Regions from separate parts of the Homo sapiens genome. Here region 2 is linked to region 1. Evidence: chromatin loops called from intact Hi-C (ENCODE). Cell type or tissue: MCF 10A. All regions are shown on one strand. Each heading gives the region's core, and the rest is flanking DNA. Links, peaks and the distances in the headings are about the cores only. Region 1 overlaps MB21D2 (Mab-21 domain containing 2). Region 2 overlaps MB21D2 (Mab-21 domain containing 2).

What was found. A loop is a pair of places that touch in the nucleus more often than their neighbours do. Peaks named below come from ENCODE experiments on the same cell type or tissue, not always from the same donor. Only the 100,000 strongest peaks of a DNase experiment are listed, where the experiment ranks them.
Region 2: it touches region 1 in a loop (3.0-fold over the local background); 9 of 110 quality-filtered maps call a loop at or near these places.

What each region holds. Positions count from the first base shown.
Region 1 is chr3:192,885,444-192,889,834 of GRCh38, reverse strand. All of the region lies in intron 1 of MB21D2 (Mab-21 domain containing 2), which reads left to right. Among named protein-coding and RNA genes, the nearest start is that of MB21D2, 30 kb to the left of the region's middle. In MCF 10A, for the core only: no CTCF peak of the experiment used is centred there; a DNase peak (open chromatin) is centred at 2,564.
Region 2 is chr3:192,831,362-192,835,752 of GRCh38, reverse strand. All of the region lies in intron 1 of MB21D2 (Mab-21 domain containing 2), which reads left to right. Among named protein-coding and RNA genes, the nearest start is that of MB21D2, 84 kb to the left of the region's middle. In MCF 10A, for the core only: no CTCF peak of the experiment used is centred there; a DNase peak (open chromatin) is centred at 2,492.

The DNA.
Region 1 (4,391 bases), core at 116-4,115:
CATTGGACTGAGTTCAGTCCCAGCAGTGATAAGAGTTATAATGTTTTCTTGTTATGTTGCACGCTTTAGAAATAGTTCACAAAACACTTTTCACATCTTTATACTCTGCATACATGGATTTTTCTTGTTTGTTAGGTATTTTGGCTTGGGCTTGAGAGTCACCCTGGAACAAGCCTCTGGAAACTGTATTTACACATTTAAAAACAAAAAAAATCTTCCTGTGATAAACTCTAGGGCCAGCAGAGGTAGGTAGGACCTGGCCTGGGCAAGTGTCTTGTAATTTCCCTAGAGGCTGCAGCCTCAGGGAAATGCTGCTGGAGCTAGGTACAATAAGACTTTTTAAAAAGAATAACACTATCAAGTAAAAATTAAGTATTAATTGCAAAGTTAGAGCTTCAGAGCAAATCAACTTCCTGTAATAAGCAGCCCATTGAATTCTTTTCTGCCAAGAGCTCCTGCTCTCTGGGTCTGTGCATTCCAGCCATTCCAAGCTACTCACCAGTCTGTTCTCACATGCTTCAGTGTCTTAGTTCATTTTTTCCCTTTTTTATGTGTTATAAGTACTCTTTGAAGGTCCAGCCCCAAAACCATCTTAATAGAGAAACCATCTTAATAGAGAACTCCTTAACCCTTTTGTCAGAAGGGTTTCTCTGCCTGCCTGAACTAACTGTATATTTGTGTGTGTATCTGTTTGTTGAATACATCATAAATAGATTTTAATTCTTCTGCCTGGTGACATTTCCACTGGATTGCGTGCTTGCTGAAGGCAGGGACTTGGGTGGGTTCTTTCCATGCTCCTCCCAGTGGCTGGCTCCCTGTCATGCATATGTGAACCATAAGGGGCATGATTTGAGCTGGTAGAGATGATAGAGTCCCTTAGACTCTACCAGAGTCCAGATCGCACCACTGCACTCCAGCCTGGGTGACAGAGCTGGACTCTAGATAGCTTGGTCTGGAGTTCACAGGTCAAAGAGGGTAGCACCTTCTCCTTTACATCATTCTGCTGAAAGAAGCTAAGAATTAACATTTTAGGAAAAATACTTGCAAAGAGGGGAGGGATTTAGTGAGTAAAGACTCAATAAATAAAATACCTTAGTGACAGAATGTTTTAGGTGAAATAAGTCATATAAACTGCTTCGTGCTCACCTCGAAAGCACAATAAATGGGAGCTGTATGATCATATGGTAAGAGCTTAAGAATTGTCAGTGATAATCCCTGTCCTGTAGGCATTCATAGTCTACCAGATAATAGAGCATTTCTCTGAGGACGGAAGACTTTGGTTAAGTCAACCTGACAACCATAAAACATTAGAGGAAATAACTGTATTTTGTGGATAAGATTTTCTATGGGTAGAAATTCTTCTTTTGATTCTTCAGAGATGTTGATGGTTGCTTAGGAGCGCGCGTGCTTTAATGAATGTTATTTCTTTAATGGAATTTACTAGAGCTTCCAAGATATACTGCGTTTAACCTTCTTATAGTTTGTTAATGATTCCCAGCTCTTGCCTGGGCCTCTGCACTTTGGCTTCTGGATGTGTTTCTTTGGCTTAGTCATTACTTAATAGATTGAGGAGGAGAATCTTTCAGGGCATTAGATTTTCATGGCTATTTAAGGAGTTCAGATTTAAGTGTAAGGCTGGAATAAAGCTGATTGCTAGGAGGTTTTTGTATGATGCTCTCCATTTTAGAGGTTCTCACTAAGTGGATAGTGATGCCTGGTGCTGGGGTGCAAAGGAGCCGGGAGACTTTTTCCCAGAACGGAGGAGCAGTGTTGGTGCCCTTCTAGTCCCCAGATATGCAATTTAAATAAAGCCTTGCTAGATTCTCCCCTTGCAAATGCTTGCAGCCTACGCGTCCCCTGTTGCCTTGTTCCTCAGTATGGGACCCGTGAACCAGCACCAGCACCTGGGAGCTTGTTTGAAGTGCAGCATTTCAGGCCCCACCCAAGCCTTACTGAAGAGAAACTGCATCTCCACAAGGTCCCAGGGTGACTCAGATGCACATTCAAGTTTGAGAAGCAGTGTCCCTTCTAGAACTGCAAAAGGTAAAGCAGATCTTAGGGCTGCTAGCGTTCAAAAAATAGGATGCTTTTTATTTTTACGTAAGAGCAAAGCAACCTGTTAGTAAAGGGAAAAAATATTTTTTGTTGGGCTAAGCCATTATTTAAAACTTTATTTTGGAACTTCAAACATATAAAAATAGAGACTGGTATAATGAACCCCCATATACCTTTGTTTTTTCTGTAACCTCTACCCCACCGTGGATTATTTTAGATCAAACCTAGACGTATAATTTATCCCTAAATATATCTTTTTCCTTTTTTTGAATATTGTGGTAAAATACACATAGCATAAAATTACGATCTTCACAGTTTCTAAGTGTACAGTTTAGTAGTGTTAAGTACGTTCACATTTTTGTGCAATCAATTTCAAGAACTCTTTTCATCTTGTAAAACTGAAACTGTATAAATATTAAGCAACGTCTTTTTTCCTTTTGAACATACCATTTTCACTCTTCAAGAAAAGTTAACAATAGTTGGGTGTGGTGGCGTGTTCCTGCAGTCCTGGAGGCTGAGGTAAGAGGGTTGCTTGAATCCAGCAGTTTGAGGCTGCAGTGAGCTACGATGACATCACTGCACTTCACCCTGGGAAACAGAACGAGACTTTGTCTCTTAAAAAGTAAAGTTCATTGATATCGTCAAATGTCTGGTTAGTGTTCACATTTCCCAGAGTGGACAAAGAAACCGAAGAATTTGGTTCAGCGTCTTCTCGAAATGAATTGGTAGCCCTGTTTGTATAGTGAAGAATCTAGGGACAGTGGCGAAAGTGGGGATTTTTTTTTTTTCCTTTCCTTAACTTACAGCTTGACAGGATTTTAAATGAAGACTTTGTAATTTCCAGTCTTCTAATTTCAGAAAACAGAGTTTTACAGTAGAAGAACATGGACTTATGGATGAGAATGGAATCTGAATTAGTCATTGCTTCTTAGAATCAGGCAAGATATTTACTCTTTCGTTATTTTAGGTAAAAAGGTACTGTGAAAATTGAATTAAATTGGAATTAATGAACTAGAGTTATATTTCCAGCAAAGGTAAAATTCAAAAACGTAAGGGTTAGAAAAGCAAGTTGTAGAATGACTAGTACATGACACCATTTATTGAATGTTAAACAATAGTATAAATTGCTTATGAATCACACATATGGTAGAAGTATGAAATGTGCTTTAGAGTGACACACTCGTATTTCAGGATAGTAGTCATCTCTCTAAATGACAGCAGAGTGGAATGGAATAACTGTATCTGTAGCTTTCTTTTTTAAATTATTATTCAAAAGCCCGAAGGAAATGTAGCAAAGTGTCAAGATTTGCTAAAGGTGGCTGATGGATAAATGAGTACTCGTGGTATTAATTCTGTTGTGTGTTTGGAAATACTACAAGGGAAATACCTTAAGAAAACTAGTCAACGTACGTGAAAATATTTTGTAAACTCAAGTACTCAAGAATGTTAGCAAGTATGATTTTTATTTATACTCCCATCTCATCACAAAACAATGGAGACTTTGTCAAAAATTATAAAAATAGACCAGGTGCGGTGACTCACGCCTGTAATCCCAGCACTTTGGGAGGCCAAGGCGAGTGGATCACGAGGTCAGGAGTTCAAGACCAGCCTGACCGAGATGGTGAAACCCTGTCTCTACTAAAAATACAAAAATTAGCCGGGCATGGAGGTGGGCGCCTGTAATCCCAGCTACTTGGGAGGCTGAGGCAGAGAATTGCTTGAACCCGGGAGGCGGAGGTTGCAGTCAGCCGAGATCGCGCCACTGTACTGCAGCCTGGGCGACAGAGTGAGACTTCATCTCCAAAGAAAAAAAAATTATAAAAATAATTGAACTAGTGGGGTTTAAAGACGTAAGGAAAATAATTAAAAAGAGCCATTTGTGATGTGTGTGGGATTGTCCAAAATTTGAATACGCTTTCTGTTCATCACTTTAGACTCAGGTGAAGTTCCAAAGAGTTAATAATGGTGGGCCATGGTCATTTTTGTTTTTATTGGAATTTATAGTTCTCCTGCTTCCAAGGAAGATTTGAGGTGGCAGAGTCCCAGCTTGCTGTGGCCTTGTGGCCCTGAAAGTATCTTCTACTCAGAGAGCCTGCACATTGCCCTGTCATTTGTGCCTGTCCCTCTCTAGGCAGCACTACTTCAGAGCCATCTGAGACGAATGGTGGTTTTAAAGATGATTGAGAAGGAGCTTCTTGGAGCTTCTTAGAGGACTGTTGTGTGTTTAATTACCTTTTCCCGTAGGCTGTAGGAAAACTCCCCACTTCGGAGTTTTCCTGCTGTGCATGTGGAGGCAACTGATCAGTTCTCATTATAATAATCCTTGCCTAGAGGGT
Region 2 (4,391 bases), core at 216-4,215, 54 kb after region 1:
AGAGTTTTGTTATATTTAAGCAAAGGTAGAACAGAGACAATAGTAGAAGTGATTCATCTAAATTTTTTAGTTTAATTCCAGAGTTAAGACTGAAAATGATTCTTGATGTCTTAATAAATAGTTTTAGACCAACAGACGGTTAAAATGTTTTAAGAAATTAGATCAAATTGTCATCATTTTTTTCTGGAATCTATAAGTGATTTGGGAATCAGGGCCTAGCATTTTTCTGGATTAAGTGGAATAAAATTTGCAAATGTGCTTGTATGTTTTTAAGACTTTTTTTTTTTTTTTTTTTTTGAGACAGAGTCTCGCTGTGTCGCCCAGGCTGGAGTGCAGTGGTGCGATTTCAGCTCACTGCAAGCTCCACCTCCCAGGTTCACGCCATTCTCTTGCCTCAACCTCCCGAGTAGCTGGGACTACAGGTGCCCGCCACCACACCCAGCTAATTTTTTTGTATTTTTTTGTAGAGACGGTGTTTCACCGTGCTAGCCAGGATGGTCTTGATCTCCTGACCTCGTGAGCTGCCCGCCTCAGCCTCCCAAAGTGCTGGGATTACAGGCTTAAGCCACCGCACCCAGCTTTTTTTTTTTTTTTTTTTTAAAGACACTTTCTAAAGATCCCTGGCCAAATAAAATGTGAACAATCGGCCAGGCGTGGTGGCTCACGCCTGTCATCCCAGCACTTTGGGAGGCTGATGTGAGCTGATCACGAGGTCAAGAGATTGAGACCATCCTGGCCAACATGGTGAAACCCTGTCTCTACTAAAAATACAAAAATTAGCTGGGCATGGTGGCATGCGCCTGTAGTCCCAGCTACTCGGGAGGCTGAGGCAGGAGAATCGCTTGAACCAGGGAGGCAGAGGTTGCAGTGAGCTGAGATCGTGCCACTGCACTCCAGCCTGCGTCAGAGCAAGACTCTGTCTCAAAAAAAAAAAAAAAAAAAAGAACAATCCTCTCAAACATCTGTACCTGTGGTAGAAAGTAATTGTCTGCGCAATTCAAGGAACATTTCAGTCTATCCCAGAAAGAAATTCTGCCAGCATTGCATTTGTGTTCCCAGTTTGTCTTGCTCTCACGGTAGAACAGCTGGCACTTCTTTGTGGTGTTTGGTTTCCTTGTTTTTGTTCCTTGGCTGAGATGTGAAGGACTTGGGAGGGGCTAAGAAACCTCAGGAAGGTCGGAAAAGTAGTGGCAGAAGACACAAAAAGGAGTGGCCCCACAGGAGAAACAGCATGTGCAAAGAGGAGGCATGATAGAAAAGCAGTGGAATGGGGATGAGAAAATCTGGATTTTTGTCTTTTTTCTTTCTTCTTCTTTTTTTTTTTTTTTTTTGATATAACTGGGGAAAATTACTTCCTCAGTCCTCATGTCCTTATTTGCATCATAACTGGATTTGGGTTTTTTTGTTTGTTTTGTTTTGTTTGGTTTTTTTTTTTTGAGATGCAGTCTCGCTTTGTCGTCTGGGCTGGAGTGCAATGGCATGATCTTGGCTCACTGCAACTTCCACTTCCTGGGTTCAAGCGATTCTCCTACATCAGCCTCCTGAGTAGCTGGGACTATAGGTGTGAGCCACCATGCCCGGCCTCATAACTGGATTTGAGTCAGAGAATCTGAGGGACCTCAGTGTTGCTGAACTCGATTCATTCATTCACACAAATTGGCAGAGTACCTGCCATGTACCATGTACCTGCAGTGTGATTGGTCCTGCAATTCAAAGATGAATGAACTGAGATCGTTGACCTCAAGCTGCTTGGTTCAGTAGCAGAGACAGACATATGAGACAACCATTTGTGATGCCATATTGTGAGTGTCATGGGAATACAGGGGAGGATGGGATTAGCCTTGATGGAAAGAGAGGGAAGTCTGCAGGACTCAACAGAGGAAAAGACCTTTCCCTAGAAGGAGAAGAGGGTGAAGTTAGCCTGGGCAGCCAGGCTGGTAGGAGAAGAATCATAGAGATTGAAAAACTTCATTGCAACAACAGCGAGTAACACTATCCCACGCTCTAAAGTATTGACAACTTAGTCATGTCCTTTTGAGACACTACGTGCACCCAGAGTTCTAGGGTTGTTCTGAAGGTTGATTATGGAAACCCTTGCCCCACGTCTCCTTGCTCTGTAAGGCTGGAAAAGCATAGAATCTATTTTTGTGCTCTGACTTCGTAGCCCATCTGTCAGAAAATGCCCTTTTCACAGCAGGGTCCTAGTGACTTAATTATTGTTTGTGGAATATTTAGAAGTTTAGGTCAAGGATGAATTTCTGTTGCGAAACTGAAGGCACACAAATGAGATGTTTAAAAATGAAGTGGAAGTTTTTTGTTTTTGTTTTGTTTTTGCAGAAAAAAGATTTTTAATGGCTTGAATGTGCTGCCATAGTTGCGTCAGATTGTCAGAAAATTATGTTGTACATCTGAGAGAGAAAAGAAGAGCCTTTTGAGGAGCTGCGCTAAAATTATTTTTTGTTTAGTCTCTTAACTCTTTGGCTTGAATGAGTCATTGACTTTCCTTGCCAAGATAGGGTTAGCATTTGTTTTGTGTTTTAAAAGCAGGCCAAGGGATTGCCACGAGGGGAGACAACCTGAGCAACTGAAGGAAGAATTGCTAGAAATTGTGTTACAGTTGTTTAGTCTGAATGTGATTAGAAACAACAACAAAAATGACCTAACATTATTGACTTCAAAATTTGTTTTCTGCTTTCTTCCAAAAAAAAAAAGGTCTAAAGGAAAAAGATTTTACTATAATGTGTCCATTAAAATACAGGGCAAAGCTAACATCTCACAGGAAATGTTTTATTTGACATAGGTAGATAGCTATTGTTTGAGGGCATAAATTTTAGATAAAAGATTCCTGGCAGTCTATGCAAAAAAGGAAAATATGGTTGCCTAGCAACTTTTATTGATTGATTTAAAAGAGACAGGTCTGTCAGTAGATGTACTCTTCCCCCCGGTCCCCTTTTTCTTTTCCAGGCAGAGTTTCATTCTGTTGCCCAGGCTGGAGTGCAGTGGCTCGATCTCTCGGCTCACTGCAACCTCCGCCTCCCGGGTCCAAGTGATTCTCCTGCCCCAGCCTCCCGAGTAGCTGGGACTACAGGCACACGCCACCACGTCCAGCTAATTTTTGTATTTTTAGTAGCGATGGGGTTTCACCATGTTGGCCAGGCTGGTCTCAATCTCTTGACCTCGTGATCCGCCCGCCTCAGCCTCTCAAGGTGCTGGGATTACAGGCGTGACCCACCGCACCTGGCGAGACATACTCTTTCATATCCTTATTATGCAGATTTTTAAATATTATAAACATTGAATAGTGTAATTTGCCATCACTTAAGTAAGTTTTCCAGCTGATGATAAACTTTACTTGGTAAGACAAGTTTTTTGCATTGGCCTTCAGTAAAATCTTTCACTTAGTTGAAAGCATTTTTATATGGGGAGGAGATGTAACTAAGGCAATCTAGGTTTGTGATTTTCTATTACAGTTTGATCCAAGAAAAAATATCAGTAAGTGTGTCAATATTATCTTGTTTAGATCAGTGTTTTGAAACTTGTGTGTTCGTAAGAACTGCCTGGGGCCCTTGTTAAAATACAGATTCCAATGCCAGCTGCAGATTTACTGAATCAGAGTCTCTAGGCAAGGGGCCTGGGTGTGTATTTATCAAAGGCACCAAGTGATTTCTTATGCTCAAACAGGTTTAAGGAACACTGCTGTGGATGGTTCTCCTTGACTGTTTTTTTTCCTCTCAGCTGGGCTTTGTAGCAGTCATTTTGAGTATAAATTGTGATAGGAGCCTGAGGCAATAGCATTAAAAGTGAGTTGGCAAAGCCCAGCAGAGCCAGTTTAATTAGCTAGTTTGGATAACTGTAATGTCATTTCCCCTTCTCAAGCTGTGGTGCTTCAGGATGCTGCCCATCAAGTTCCTTCATCCTTCCAGTCTTTTCATCTGTTATTCCATTGATCCTTACACCATCTCTGTGTAGTGGACAGAACAAGTATAATAATTGTATTTCATTGATTTTTTTAAGATGCTCCCCTTTCTCACAATTGTACATCCCTAATAATAGTAGGCACCTTAGAATCGATTGTCTGAATTTGAATATTTTTCACTATTCTAGTGATTTGTAAAGCAACGGTGCATCTTATATCCAAAAGTGTTGAAGATTTGATGAACTGCCATGGCTCCTTTCACAGATGAGTCATCTGAGATACTAAGAAGGTGACGTGACTATGGAAAATTGCTACTAGTTGAGAAAACCCAGTCTCAGATCCATCTTTCTGTTCTTGTACTAGTTTGCTGCTGCTGAGTAAACAATTATTCCAAAACTTAGTGGCTTAAAACAACATTAAGCATTTATGATCTCACAGTTTCTTGGAGTCAGGCATCTAGGAGTGGTGTAGTTGA